Regions from separate parts of the Homo sapiens genome. Here region 2 is linked to region 1. A link is an interaction called in ENCODE POLR2A ChIA-PET data of the cell type or tissue named here. Cell type or tissue: Panc1. All regions are shown on one strand. Links, peaks and the distances in the headings refer to the core of each region. The heading gives the core; the rest is flanking DNA. Region 1 has its middle 41 kb from the start of DKK1. Region 2 overlaps PRKG1 (protein kinase cGMP-dependent 1).

Region 1 (8,021 bases), core at 1,394-6,393:
ACTGCAAAAAGATGGCCGTGTGCAAGACAGAAAGTTGCCTTCACAACAAACAGAATCTGCTGGCACCTGCATCTTGGACTTTACTGCCTCCAGAACTGTCTACTGTTTAACCACCCAGTCTATGGTATTTTTTTATATCAGCTAAGCTGACATCAGCTAAGCTGACATTTATTTATAGATAATAAAACTCAGGCCCAGTTTTTTCTATTTCTATTATTTTTATTATTATTAAAACTCCTTAAATAGACTTCTTTACAAGGGAGAAATCATCACTAATCCATCACGCCCGTCCATATTTCTACATAGATACCTTTTATCTACTTATATTATTCCTGCATACTGATTTATGTTTAGGTCCCAATCCATGCCTCCAAAATTTTGATTCAGCACACAATAAAAACACTGAGAATCTTTGGGAGAATAGTTGTGGTGATCACAGTGAGGAGTAGTTAGGGGGTAAGTCTTGTTTTGGGGGCTGGACTATAGAAAATGAGTGAGTATATCTAATTCAGTTAAATGTATTTGTAAAAGCTGTACATTTTTTTTCAGTTAGAGAAGAATTTGTTTTACTAATGATTCCTTCAAGTGCACATCTAGTTACAGTATCTACCTAAATCATCCTTTCAGTGATCATTGATTTTGATGTTTCCAAGCATAGGATTAACGACAGTAGTTTTTTTTTTAAGTCTCCCTTTGTATCCAATAAAAAGAATATTTATATACTTCAAAATAGAATCCTTCTTGAAAAGTAAAAAGGGAGGTTTTTCATTTTCTTTTTCCAATTACATCAGCATTCCCTAAATGAAAGTAATTTTCCTCTAGGAAACAAAATCAGTGCTCAGAAAAAAATATGGTTATAGGATGTACTCAGAAAAAAAATATGGTTATAGGATGAGGTCACCAATAATAAAATGGTGGTAAAGAACAATGCTTGTTATTCCAGATCACATCAGATAAAATATTTGTGGGCATTATATAATTTACATGCTATGAGTTATGTAAAAGACTTTGGGCTTGGAGACATCCGGATATGAATGCTTCTCTAATCTGTCTGTTATGAGAACCTAGGCATGTTATTTTTATCTTTCTGAGTCTCATAATTCTCATCTGTAAAATAAGCCTGATAAAAATTTTATCCATCTCCTGAGATCACCGTGATAATTAGATGAGTTATTGCACACTTTATATGTAGAACTGTGCCTGGCATATGATAAATGCTCAAGAAATGCAAGTGATTTGTGATTATTTATTGCAAGAATGGAGATAACCCAAACCTTTGCATTTACATTGCTATATTAGCTTTTGCTACCATAGAGAGTCACCTAAACTTTGTAATTCAATTTTCAAAACACTGTTAATGTATTTGGTTTTAACATAAGAAGCCAATTGCCTACTGAATATAAATGGAGTACTCCTGAACATTTCTTAGCAATTGACCATCTCTGTGATCTGCTAAAGGTCATTGATTTTTCCCTTTGTCTCACCTTCTATGATGGCCACATGCAAGTTCAGGGGTTGATGTCATATAACCCTTTTCGGTTTTTTTTTGTTTTTTTTTTTAAGGAGAGTTCAGGGATTGGTAGAAAGGCACAACAGAGTTGGGCATACAAGTCGAAATCAGGAGACTTAACCACCTATATGACTGGGGTCAATCCACATGTCCATTCTATACACAATGTCCAGAGCTCACCATTTTGAGCTGCCAGGTATTACTTTGGCATCCCCTAATTCTGTCATTAGTGCTGTCATTTCCTTACACCCAGACTTTAAAATCTCATGCCTTCATCTTATTAAATGTCAAATAAAGACATATATATATATATATTTTTTTTAAAAAATCCCTCATACACATTCTTAACACTCACTCCATGTTGATTCTCATTTCGGCCATCATCTTTGGCATGGGGTTTGTGGCAAAAGTGTTTACAACTATTTAAACTATGTCTGATCTCTTCCCACTCTAATGCATCCCACACCTGCTACTGGTTCAATCTCCATAAAGCTTAGCTACATGGCTTCAACTTGGCTTTTCACTCTTCACCCCAATATTTGCCATCTATATCTTACCATTTTAGTCCAACAAATCTGATCATTCACTGTTCTCCAGAAATGTTTTGAGTATTCCCCATCTATTACCTTTGCTTTTGCCATTGCCTTGAATCTCTAATGCATGCCTCACGTCATTTTTGTGTGCATAAGATATTTCAGATATTCCTGTCTTCTATAAAGCCTGATGGATCCACCAAAATCTCTCGTCTCTTTGATCCTACATAACACTTAGTCACACTCTCCTGCTCTCTCTCTTTTTTGATGTGGAAAACACAGGCTTTAGTATCAAATAAACCTCAATGCACTTACTATGGGACATTGGGCAAGTATTGTGACTCACAGAATCATAGATTCATCTATATAATAGGGATGGTATAAGAGCAATATTTACCTTGGAGAGTTATTATGAGAGTAAAATGCAGCAAAGCTTATAAAAAGACCAGTCCAAAATTGAAACAAGGATGGTTAACTATTATTTTACTCATATTAAATGAAATATAAAGTATATAATAAGACATGCCTTATAAATGGCAGAGGCTCGATAATTGTCCACTTAGATTTAAAATAAAAAATATTATCACTTAAAAAATTTTCTTCCACCATTAGTCAGACCACCTACTACTGCCCTAAGAATGACTACATTGTCCAGTCTTAAAGAGGCTTTTCTGCACAAATAACCAAGAGATGTCTGTTACTATGAACCTACCATAGTAACAAACAAATTTAAAAGTAGCTGAAAAATTAGAGCAGGAAATAAGTACCCAAAGCCTGCCAACTGTCAGCAAAATGCTAACCTGCTTGAATATTTTCTTGGTTTCTGTTTTAAAAACATGAGGGCTGAAGTACTAAAATTTGTGATCCAAAACTAAACATAGTAAGACACAAATAACAGTGTAAACGTTTTGGTTGTGTAACCCATCCTACTTTGGTTGATGGAACTTGGAGAAACAGATGGTGATGTCCATGACTGTTTGATCATTGACACATCCTGTATTATGCAAGTATGGAACTGGGTAGTATAAAAGGCTGCTCTCATTAGGAAAGTTTGACCTGTGTGCTATTTATGGCTCAGAATTTGATGTTACCATAGCAAATGAAATGGAGTTCAAGAGAGACAATATTCCTTAACCTAAGTACATTACCAACAAAACTAATTCTAAGATCATTACCTTTCTATGAGGCCTGCAGTCAACATTCCAAACCCTAGACAGTCAATAAACAGAAAAGAGAATTTGGCACAAGCAGTTGAGAAGAGGAATCCATTTAGTTTCACAATGGGGCTGGCCCTAAAAAGGACTAGGAAAATTCCAGTTGAGGATTTACCTAGTATATCTTCCCTCACGTTTGGTCCTAACTTGTTCATCTTTGATTTCTTAGTTGAATTGTTTCCCCTGTGACCTTCTATTCTATTCATTCTCTTGCTTCCTTGCCTCTTTACTTCATGATGAGGACTAAACTCTTTCTATAATGAGCATTCAGCATCAGTCAATAGCTAAGGCTTAGCTATTGAGAATAACTCAATAGGTTTTAGTTGTAATATATTTCAGTAAATAATTTATTATATCATTACATAATGATTAGATAATACTCAATGCATTCTAATTAGTAATCTTTTATAGAAAATGTATTCAGGCATCTAACATAACTGAATTCTTACTTCCCTTCCATTTTTTCCTGTCTTTTAGATTTCCACATCTATAAAATGGAAATGATAGTAGTAAACTCTTTTGAGAATTTCTTAGAAGATTAAATAAGAAAATTCATGCACAGTTCCTGATACCTCATAACTGGCCCATAAATTTTAAGACATTGCCTGTCTCATTATGTCAGTCAGCAAATATTTTTTGAAAATCTATTTTGCATGAGGTCTAGAGATGACAGAACTGTATTCATTGCCCTAAAGAGAATCTCAAGCTAAAATGAGTTACATGATAACTCACAAAACAAGACCAAACTCATCACCATGAGAGCTTTGAGGGGAATCATCTAAGTCAGTCAGGGATTGAGGAGGAAGAAGGTGTCAGGAAAGCTGCGCAGAGGAGGCAACTCATTAGGGACGTCTCGAAGGATTTCATAAATAAAAAAGAGGTTTGGCAATAAAAATGGTGAAGGAAAACACTGAAAGGGCCCAGAGATCAGAGAAAGACTAGAGTGTCTGAGAGATTAAAAGGGGCTCTGCAAAACAACTTAGACTTAGGGGTTTTGGGGAGAAATAAGGCTGGCCATTTGCCCCAGTCATGATGGGGGAGAGCTTTGTATGACAGAGTGAGAAGGTTGGATTTCATCCTGAAGGAAAGGGGGAAGCAAAGGCCTAGAAATATTAAAAGAAGGCTGAGGAATGACAGGATCATACAAAAAGGAGAGGCAAGTTAGAAAGCCACTGCAACAGCTCGTGTTAAAAGAGGTGAGCCAGCAAAGAGAGCAAAAAGGAAGGTTCAGACTGAGTGTTTTGTGGAAGTCCTTTGTTTTTTACTGAATCGACATGTTCTTATTTCTAGGTTTAGAAATTTGTTAATGTTTTGTTCAATGAGGTTACAGATTTCTAAAATGTGTTTCTTTAGGCTTTCATACTTTATTCTCTTCTCGGTGAGAACCTGAAAAATAGTGTGAATAACTTGAAAAGCTACTAAGGTGGTTGGATTAAAAAAATAGTGCAGACAAAAAATAATAAGGAAAATTGGCTACACTCTATTTTCTGTTTGCTTTTTCTCAGTCACATTGCCCTGCATTTAAGTGTCTCAAATACAGTATTAATTCCCTGCAAGGTAAGTACTAAGAAGGCAGGTAGTAACACTCATTTTTGCTCAGTAGAGACTGTCCCTGAGAAAGGCCTGGAATTTGCCCAAGTCTATTTACCTAATTAGAGATGGAGTTGGGCTGTCACACCTGCTGTAACACAGAGGTTTTTCAAAATAAAGATCACATCAGTAGGAATGTTTTTCTGGGAAGAGCAGCTTGACTTCTTCAGGAAAAGAATGAGGGTAGTGATTCATTTCCAATGCCAGAGACATTATAGAGACATTATGCAGAATATGTCCAAGTCTCAGAATCTTGGTCTGCACGTGCACACACACACACACACACACACACACACACACACACTCTCTCTCTCTCTCTCTCCCTCTCTCTCTTTCTCTCTTACACTTCATGATAGCTGGGGTAAAACATCTTTCAAATGGAGTAGAGCGATAGGGAGGTAAATTTCACTTTCTACCAAATATAGCATAGGAACTGTCTTGAATTTTTTCAGTGGCACTTTCCCTAAGTCAAGTATGGGTATCTTCTCCACACTTTTCACTCCTATCTCTGCATTTGTCTCCTAAGGAAAATGAATGAAATTACCCACAGAATATGGGAAACAGGCCAATGAATCCCTTGATAATTGGGTTTTCACTGCAGGAGAAAGCTGAAAAGGTATTCTAGCAGCAGATCACACAAAGAAAAATGAGGCAGTAGAGATAAGGGAGTTAGTTTGATCAAAACATAAAAAGAACAGCAAATTCCAAGTAAGACCAAAGTTTATCTTGGGCTTTTATAGGTAAGGGCTGTAACACTAGTTCTTGCTTCTTTCTATTCAATTTATTTTCCAAATATACACTGCCTTATGCTTGAATAAGTTGTTAAACTATTTTGTTTCGAATCTTTGGGATACTCTTGATAACATTTACAAACAGGTTAGATAATGTATTTCATGTCCTACATTTCTGAATTTTGATCCTTGTCCTGCTGATCTCCTAGTATGCCTTCTTTTTTACTTTGACTTAACATAGAAGACTAGCAACAATACGCTAGAATTTATTTCCCAGTGATAGCTTTTAGTGGATTAAGATAATATTTGTATCCCATCAAGGCAAAGAATACTGTCATCACTCTGAACTTTCAAGCAGTTCTTCAAGGTTTATACATTTTATCTCATTCTTCCCCCCCGCCGCCACTAAAGCAGATCAGTAGAGATGTAAGAACAGGTCTAATCGAGATGGGAAAACACAAATAAAGATAAGTCAAATAACTTGCCAATCAATAAGTATAGTACTATGTCCTTTAGAATTGCATACCAAGGCTCCGAGTGTCTGCTAGCAGGTCAATAAAATTCAGAACAATTAATAATTAAATGTGAGGTGAGGGGGAGGTAAAAATTAAACACTTGCAATTTCATAAACAAAACAGTTGACGAAATTTTTAGTGTTTGTAGAGTGGTAATAGTGAGATTTAACTGATTTTTATGTTACCTTTTATGAAGATTGGAGGGTGCATAAATATGGCATGTGCTAAAGATCTAGCATTAGATCCTCTGCTTCTTTCTAGTTAGATACAATGCTTTTACCTTTGGAATAATTTTGCTATTTAGATAGGAAAAAGATGCAGTTAAGTTTATCTTATTGTATCTTTACCATCTATAAATCATTATTATTTTGTAGAAATGAATCAAAAAAAGTTTTAAGGTTTTTGTGACTATTTAAAGCAAATAAATTTATACTGAAATTTCATTTACTTTTTTTTACTGTTGTTAATTGAGTTAATCTTTAGTCGAGTTGAGATTATATTGAATTTTAAAATATAAAGTAATGCAGATTAAACACTAAGCATGGAATTCTGGAAGTCAATCATTGCCTTCATTTGCCACAAACTCCTTTCACATCCTTGGCTTCTCCAAGACAGTCTTAACAATAACTAAAGAGCTAAAGGAAGTAATAGCTATTAAAAAACAGAGTTAGTATGGTGTGGAAATTAGACTAATTAATTCATTATTCAAGTAAAACTTTTTATAACTACTATGCATGAACCAAATTTTAATACTTTGCTAACTGTAATTTTTCCCCCCAATGACATGCAAATAATAAATTTTTCTCCTTTCCCCAACATCCCCTAACATTTGTGTTCTGTTCCTTTAAACAGTGTCAAGATGCATTAAATAAATACAAAGTTAGCCTGATGAAGAACAAACTTATTTTCATTCTAAAAAAGGCATCACTTGCTCAGTTGCTCTGTCATGCCTGTGGACGTTGTTATCGCTCATATCTTTTAAACACACAGCATCCCTTTCTTCCTTCTTATCCAGGCTGTCACCAAATCCTTTTACTTCTTGCCCAACAGTCTCTTAACTCTATCTCTTCTTTGGTCTCTTTTGCCAAATACCATATGCTGATTAGGCCTTCTCTTAATGTTTTCTTTTGTTTATTTTAAACCTCTTGATTCCTCTCTCCCTGATTGCCACCTCACTGCTAGAATTATCTTTTGTTGTTGGGATTTCCATTAAGGCATTTTCTTAGAAATTTTCCTTTCTAAACAAAGTTAAAAACAACTGTTTAAAAATCACTCTGCTGTTCCCAGGAAGCAGGAATAGATATGTACATTTGGCCTCCCATATGTCATCTTATTCATTTCCCAGGGAGGCTGTTATATATTTTTAAAATGCATGTATTAGAATTAAAAATGCATAATATTAATGTTGCTTATGTTTACTGGTTGCCTACTATACACCAGTCACTTTATATAAATAACATTACTTACCTGCAACAACTGTTCAGGTAATAAGCATTATCCCCATTTTTCAACTGAGGGAACTGAACACAGATAATTTTAGTTACCTGCATCTCGTTCCGCCTAAAACTGCCTCCCATTAATAACAACTCATCTTTTATCTGTACCTTGCTAACTTCTTTCTTCGGTTTGTAGTGGGATAGAACTCATTGTACTAACTCCAATTTCCACCCAAGTTTTCCTAACAGAACTGAGCTGACCTGGAATATTTCCTAGCTCCAGTGATCTTTTAGACCCCCTGCAGCAAAGCTCTGGGTTTGGACTATGGGGAAATGACCACTGTCTTAGCAAGACATTAAAGGGGGATTTTTTTCTCTACTTTCTGTTAGTACACATTTATTGTTCCCTTAAATTTAGAGGTGGGGATTGGACTTAAGATAAAGACGTTTTTGAAAGAAAGCAGTGAAGAATTTAAGATGTCTGAAAAGGCA
Region 2 (8,021 bases), core at 1,370-6,369, 63 kb before region 1:
TGGATCAGTTAAAAAAAAAAAAAAAAAAAAAAATCAACAGATCTGGCTCATGAGGGCTGGGGTATTACATCCTTGCTAGCAAAGAGGATGCCTAGTGTTAAATTATCTAATGAGGTCCTCTGAGCAGAGAGAAAAGGATAGGAGGAGTACTATTCTATAGAAACATTAGAGCAATAAATATTTATTGCCTCCTTAGTATGTACATGCTGCAAACTCTACTCAACTCTGGGAATACCAGCAGAAAACAAACTCTTCTGGAAGGGAAGACAGACATAAAACAATCACACAAATGAAAAGATAATTACAAAGTACAATAAGTGGCATAAGGGTGCTATAAAAGTGTAACAGGGACTCTAATTTAGATTAAACTTTAAACTAGAGCATGAAATTAGATTGCTAGGTTACGTGGGTTGATATAGGTTATGTAATTGGTTGTAATAGGTTGACCAGAGTAGGCCTTTTGGAGGAAACAGCATAACACTTATACTGAAACTTGATAAAGTGAGGCATTGGCCAGATAAGTATGGGAAGAACCTTCCAGACCAAATAAGTAACACCATGAGGTAGGAAAGTGCTCGGCATTTCAGTGGAACAGAGAGAAGGCTATTGTTTCTGGATCCCAGTGAGTGAGGGTGGTAATGGCATGAGGTGGGGTAGTATCGTTGGTGTTCCTGCGGCCCCTCCTAATGATTTTGGACTTCATCTCAAGTATAATCAATGAGTCAGTAAGTGTGGAAAAGGTCAGAGAGTAGAAGAAGCATCTTGAATGACCAAGGACAGCATGAGGGCTTAGACTCCAGCACTTAAAAGAAAGCAAGAGAAGAGCAGATAAACTTGACCCATTTCTGGTTTCACTAAGTGATTTACTTGGAAGGGCTTCCACACTGTTTTGCTATTAATCTATTTTCATTCCATTGTCACTATTAATCTAAGCCCCCAAATATGAATTGATGTCATCTGTGGAGTTTATAGCAATTCAAGTGTTCTCATGTAGAAAATAAAAGTAATATCTCTTGTCGTGTCTCTCATTCTTGCAGCCCACCTTTCTCAGGCCCAGATCCTATGAAAACCTATAACATCATATTGAGGGGGATTGACATGATAGAATTTCCAAAGAAGATTGCCAAAAATGCTGCTAATTTAATTAAAAAACTATGCAGGTAAGTATTTCAACCACATTATTTTTGAAAACATCATAATGTGAAAAAATTAGATTTAATAAAACCATTATTTTATTTTTAGGGACAATCCATCAGAAAGATTAGGGAATTTGAAAAATGGAGTAAAAGACATTCAAAAGCACAAGTAAGTGTTCTTTCTGCAGAGTTCTGAACACGTGACATCATTTCCCCAGGGTGTTGCTTTTTAAGTTATTGGTGTAAAACTAGTATAATTAGCCTATAGGAACATCCAAAGACAGCGTATAAACTAGTAAGGCTTTTAAATGCCTTTCTAGTTGTGATTATGAAACCTTATTTATATTTATCTGACAACCCTGTAACATAAGAAGCTGAACTCAGTTTCTTACAACTCATACCAACTAGCATTTTTTTCCCCTCTGGCACAAAGGGGAAATGTGTATTTTAAATTTGGGGATTCTATTCTCTACCACAGAATTACAAATAAAAGTCCCCTACTGTATCTTACCTGATTTCCTAAAGACAAAATATATTTTTCCAAGCATTTCCTAATTAGATGTTATAACAGGAGAAAAACATAAGTACAGAATACAGTGTTTTTTAAACAATAGCAACATCTTAAATATCAGACCTTCCCTATGTTGATTGGATGTTCTAAAGCTAAACTAATTGGGTTTTCTCTATTTGTTTGTGTAACACTGACAGGAAATTCACATCCTTATCAAAGAAACATGTTTACTAAAATATCTCTGAATATCTGAAAAGCCTGCTAAGAATTTGTTGTAAGCATTTGCTAATGCTGAAACCCTTCAAAGACAAAAGAAAACAAACAAGCAAAAACTTTAGTCTTTTTTGGTTCTTATTTTCACAGAAAAACTGTACACAAAATATCTTTATTCTTCATTAAAAAAGGGAAAAAAAGAAGAAAATGGGACATGTAGAGACTATGACAATGATGTGAAAAGGTTAATTAGCTGACACTGTGCACTGAATCAGTGGCAAAAATGGAAAGTTAATTTTCTATCCTGACTTTTCATGCCCTGGTTCTACCTCCTTAAAATAAAATATCCTGTAAGGCACAGGGCCAGACACATTATGACATGTATTAAATTTTAATTATAGTGTAGGAACAAGGTCATAGAGACATTATGACTGAATTACAAGGAATAAGTGTTGCATGTTAATTGGTGTTTAAAATTTGACAGTTATACTTTTAAAAATATGTATTTCATAAAATAAACTATTAGGAAAACATATGCAATTAAATAGAAAACATTTTTGTCACATGAAAATGTTTGCCTAACTGCTTCCCATTAGCCATGGACATTGTATACACTGCAATGAGAAGCTTTTAGCTGACACAAAATGTTTTTATCAACGTTTTTTCCTTTTCTAGATGGTTTGAGGGCTTTAACTGGGAAGGCTTAAGAAAAGGTACCTTGACACCTCCTATAATACCAAGTGTAAGTAGACTTTCCAGCTTATAATTGTGTGACATAATTGATGGTGTTTATGTCAGTCAACAATGATCTGTTATTTTTAAAGTTTAATCCTATGATTAAGTTAAACAAACTCTAGGAAAAATGTCACATTAAAATAATGACATATTCTAAAATCCAAACTTGAAAGCAGATAAATTTGGGGATAGTCACTGTAAATGTGTTTTACTCTTCTCTTTTTTAACTATTCATTTGATTCAAGTTTCCCTCATTTATGAACATAAGTTAATTTTTAGCATGGGAAATGTTCAAAATATAGAAATGCAGACAAAAATATATAGGTGAGAGGATCACTTGAGGCCAGGAGTTCAAGAGTTCAAGACCAGCCAGCCTGGACAACATAGTGAGACTCTGTCTCTACAAAAAAAGAAAAGAAAATACTAGCCAGGTGTGCTGATGTGCACCTATAGTCCTAACTACTCAAAAGTCTGGAGCAGGAGGATCACTTGAGCCCAGGAATTTGAGCTTACAGTGAGCTGTGATTGTACCACTATACTTCAGCTTGGGTGACAGAGTGGAAAGACCCTGTCTCTAAAAAAAGAAATAAAATAACACTTTTTCAAAGAGTCTTTACATGATCACTCTTTTTTTTTTTTTTTTTTAATTTTTTTTTTGAGATGGAGTCTTAATCTGTCACCCAGGCTGGAATGCAGTGGCGTGATCTCGGCTTACTGCAACCCCTGCATCCCAGGTTCAAGCAATTCTCCTGCCTCAGTCTCCTGAGTAGCTGGGATTGTAGGCAAGTGCCACCACTCCCAGCTAATTTTGGTATTTTTAGTAGAGACACAGTTTCACCATGTTGGCCAGGCTGGTCTTGAATTCCTGACCTCAAGTGATCCTCCCACCTCGGCCTCCCAAGGGTTGGGATTACAGACGTGAGCACCGCGCTGGGCCTACGTGATCACTCTTTTATTTTTTTATTTTTTTATTTTTTTATTATTATTATACTTTAAGTTTTAGGGTACATGTGCACAATGTGCAGGTTAGTTACATATGTATACATGTGCCATGCTGGTGTGCTGCACCCATTAACTTGTCATTTAGCATTAGGTGTATCTCCTAAAGCTATCCCTCCCCCCTCCCCCCACCCCACAACAGTCCCCAGAGTGTGATGGTCCCCTTCCTGTGTTCATGTGTTCTCATTGTTCAGTTCCCACCTATGAGTGAGAATATGCGGTGTTTGGTTTTTTGTTCTTGCGATAGTTTACTGAGAAATGATTTCCAATTTCATCCACGTCCCTACAAAGGACATGAACTCATCATTTTTATGGCTGCATAGTATTCCATGGTGTATACGTGCCACATTTTCTTAATCCAGTCTATCATTCTTGGACATTTGGGTTAGTTCCAAGTCTTTGCTATTGTGAATAGTGCCGCAATAAACATACGTGTGCATGTGTCTTTATAGCAGCATGATTTATAGTCATTTGGGTATATACCCAGTAATGGGATGGCTGGGTCAAATGGTATTTCTAGTTCTAGATCCCTGAGGAATCGCCACACTGACTTCCACAATGGTTTAACTAGTTTACAGTCCCACCAACAGTGTAAAAGTGTTCCTATTTCTCCACATCCTCTCCAGCACCTGTTGTTTCCTGACTTTTTAATGATCGCCATTCTAACTGGTGTGAGATGGTATCTCATTGTTGTGTTGATTTGCATTTCTCTGATGGCCAGTGATCCAGTGATGATGAGTATTTTTTCATGTGTTTTTTGGCTGCATAAATGTCTTCTTTTGAGAAGTGTCGGTTCATGTCCTTGGCCCACTTTTTGATGGGGTTGTTTGTTTTTTTTCTTGTAAATTTGTTTGAGTTCATTGTAGATTCTGGATATTAGCCCTTTGTCAGATGAGTAGGTTGCGAAAATTTTCTCCCATTTTGTAGGTTGCCTGTTCACTCTGATGGTAGTTTCTTTTGCAGTGCAGGAGCTCTTTAGTTTAATTAGATCCCATTTGTCAATTTTGGCTTTTGTTGCCATTGCTTTTGGTGTTTTAGACATGAAGTCCTTGCCCATGCCTATGTCCTGAATGGTAATGCCTAGGTCTTCTTCTAGGGTTTTTATGGTTTTAGGTCTAACGTTTAAGTCTTTAATCCATCTTGAATTAATTTTTGTATAAGGTGTAAGGAAGGGATCCAGTTTCAGCTTTCTACATATGGCTAGCCAGTTTTCCCAGCACCATTTATTAAATAGGGAATCGTTTCCCCATTGCTTGTTTTTCTCAGGTTTGTCAAAGATCAGATAGTTGTAGATATGCGGCGTTATTTCTGAGGGCTCTGTTCTGTTCCATTGATCTATATCTCTGTTTTGGTACCAGTACCATGCTGTTTTGGTTACTCTAGCCTTGTAGTATAGATGCAGAAAAGGCCTCTGACAAAATTTAACAACCCTTCATGCTAAAAACTCTCAATAAATTAGGTATTGATGGGACATATCTCAAAATAATAAGAGCTATCTATGACAAACCCACAGCCAATATCATACTGAATGGGCAAAAACTGGAAGCATTCCCTTTGAAAACTGGCACAAGACAGGGATGCCCTCTCTCACCACTCCTATTCAACATAGTGTTGGAAGTTCTGGTCAGGGCAATTAGGCAGGAGAAGTAAATAAAGGGTATTCAATTAGGAAAAGAGGAAGTCAAATTGTCCCTGTTTGCAGATGACATGATTATATATACAGAAAACCCCATTGTCTCAGCCCAAAATCTCCTTAAGCTGATAAGCAACTTCAGCAAAGTCTCAGGATACAAAATCAATGTACAAAAATCACAAGCATTCTTATACACCAATAACAGACAAACAGAGAGCCAAATCATGAGTGAACTCCCATTCACAATTGCTTCAAAGAGAATAAAATACCTAGGAATCCAACTTCCAAGGGATGTGAAGGACCTCTTCAAGGAGAACTACAACCCACTGCTCAATGAAATAAAAGAGGAAACAAACAAATGGAAGAACATTCCATGCTCATGGGTAGGAAGAATCAATATCGTGAAAATGGCCATACTGCCCAAGGTAATTTATAGATTCAATGCCATCCCCATCAAGCTACCAATGACTTTCTTCACAGAATTGGAAAAAACTACTTTAAAGTTCATATGGAACCAAAAAAGAGCCTGCATCGCCAAGTCAATCCTGAGCCAAAGAACAAAGCTGGAGGCATCACGCTACATGATCACTCTTATACTTTCATGGCATCTTTGTTTCCATAGCTCTAGCCAAAGTTTATTATATAGAAAGATTTTAGTGATTATTTGTTTTAATCATACAGTTTATTACTCACAAGGGTATAAACTCTCCAAGGATAAGAACCATGTCTGCTTGTACTTACCACTGTGACCCTCAATACCTGCTACATAGTAGATACTCAATGAAATAGTCACTAATAGGGAATAAATACAGAATGCACTTAAAAATTCCAGCTTGGAATTCCACTAAAAAAAATCCACTAAAAAAAACCTGTCCATTTTTTACAGGTTGCATCACCCACAGACACAAGTAATTTTGACAGTTTCCCTGAGGACAACGATGAACCACCACCTGATGACAACTCAGGATGGGATATAGACTTCTAATGTATTTCTCTTACCTGCTTCTGCCTTGCTGAAGACAGCTTTTTCTGAGACACAGCTGCCAGCAAACCTGAGGGAAAGAGAGAAGATTAGTGCTCGGGGTCACCATGATGCCTTTGATCGATGCTGCTCCAGTAACTACAGTGGCATTAGGACTTACCGCTTAGATGACAATAGTGCTCTTTACATGTTTTCTGTTTGAACCTAAAATAGCAGTTGACATGGTGGTCCTGAAGCAAAGCCTTTCACCAGTAAAAGATGTTTTCTATTGTTGCAATGACCTTGCTTTGCTCTGATTATAATTTGAAAGACTGTAGGAAACACTTCAATGTAGTATAAGAGTCTGTACCTTGCTGGAATATTCAAGAAGATGAAAGAATAATATATTGGGTACAATAGATTACTATGGTACAGAAACTGGGCTATTCCCTTTCTTCAAGTGAAGGCTGTGGGATCTATTACTGCAGGCCGGTGTATATACCATACAAAAGAGGACCACACATCTGTTGGTCACAGAGTTCATGTCACACCAGTGCTAGAAGTTTCATGATTTTATTTCCCAGCAGTGCTGATGACAAGACTGAATGTTACCTTTTCTTTCTGACAGATTTTAAAAATTGATATGATAAAAGCACAACTGCTATAGATTCTGCTGAGACCTCTCATAGTAGGTATATATGAGTTTTCACAGAAGACTGAAAAATAATGCATGATATTTGTTTGTTTTTTTTGATAAATTGGCATGACAGAGTGGGGAAAAAAAGCAATTCACAAAACCATTTCATATTTTTTAAAATATTGTGCTTAAAGATGGTCCTGGAAGTAAATGACTAGCAGCCAATTGGTTTTACTTAACATACCCTCAAACTGAGGCTTAAAGTATTCCCTTTTATAAAAATAAATGCTTGGGGTAGGGTGGAGTGGGGAGGGATTAAAACCCATCCAAAAAATAAATAAAAACTATATAGGTGCTATGTATATCTTTCATCTGTAAATGTCAGTGTCTGAACAGACAACACAAATTCAAATCATTATACGTGTAGCCAGAAACTCAAGCATTTTCACTAAAGTTATTAAACCAAACTCCTGTCCAATTTCACTTATACAACATAGTCAGTCTAGAGTTGAGAGACAAAGGTAATTATAAACCTATTTGAACTAGCTTCTTGTCTTAGGCCTGAACCAAAAAACAACAAACAAACAAAAAACAAGAATGAAAAACAGAAATAAAAGAAGTAGAAAAGACAAAGAAAGAAAGCCCAAAGTCAAAGTTGTTAATATTTACAGGTTTACCAGATCTGGAACATTACTTATTTGAGGTCAGAGAACAAAACAAGAACCTGGCCAGGTGTTGATTACCTTTTAGTGAATAAGCTGAGTCCATATACTTGTCTAACTAAGAAAGCAGTACAGAGGAAAACAGGAACCTGATTTTTTTAAAATAAATTTTAAATAAAATAGAATTACTACAATTCTGCAATTTCATACTACCTAAAAAAGACTAGATTTGAAAATGTCAAGCTGATTTACTTTATTCACATGGAGAAAAGAATCCACAAATTAAACTGAGTCCTTCACTGGCATGCCAGTTGACTATTATTAGCTGTCATAAGTAACTCAGCCATTTGGAAGCATTTCCTGGACAAAATTACATTATACCTGTGAAGAAAAATATAGAAGCTTTCAAGCTGTCATTCTGTTTTGGCCCTGTGTGAATTTGGTATATTAAATTGACGCTTGCTTTTTTTTTCAGTAGAGTTTTCTTTTTAATCAATCAAACGCCTACATTTCTGGAAGAAAAAGTCCAATTAG

What was found. Peaks named below come from ENCODE experiments on the same cell type or tissue, not always from the same donor. Only the 100,000 strongest peaks of a DNase experiment are listed, where the experiment ranks them.
Region 2: POLR2A ChIA-PET joins it to region 1 with 6 read pairs; 3 of 35 experiments call an interaction of 5 or more read pairs at or near these places.

The regions. Positions count from the first base shown.
Region 1 is chr10:52,351,074-52,359,094 of GRCh38, forward strand. No RefSeq gene overlaps it. Among named protein-coding and RNA genes, the nearest start is that of DKK1, 41 kb to the left of the region's middle. In Panc1, for the core only: no CTCF peak of the experiment used is centred there; no DNase peak of the experiment used is centred there; H3K27ac peaks cover 4,800 bases.
Region 2 is chr10:52,287,689-52,295,709 of GRCh38, forward strand. It overlaps PRKG1 (protein kinase cGMP-dependent 1), which reads left to right. Exons shown (of 18, transcript NM_006258.4): 15 at 1,038-1,160; 16 at 1,243-1,305; 17 at 2,536-2,602; 18 at 6,114-8,021. The coding sequence ends at 6,212. Among named protein-coding and RNA genes, the nearest start is that of PRKG1-AS1, 22 kb to the right of the region's middle. In Panc1, for the core only: no CTCF peak of the experiment used is centred there; no DNase peak of the experiment used is centred there.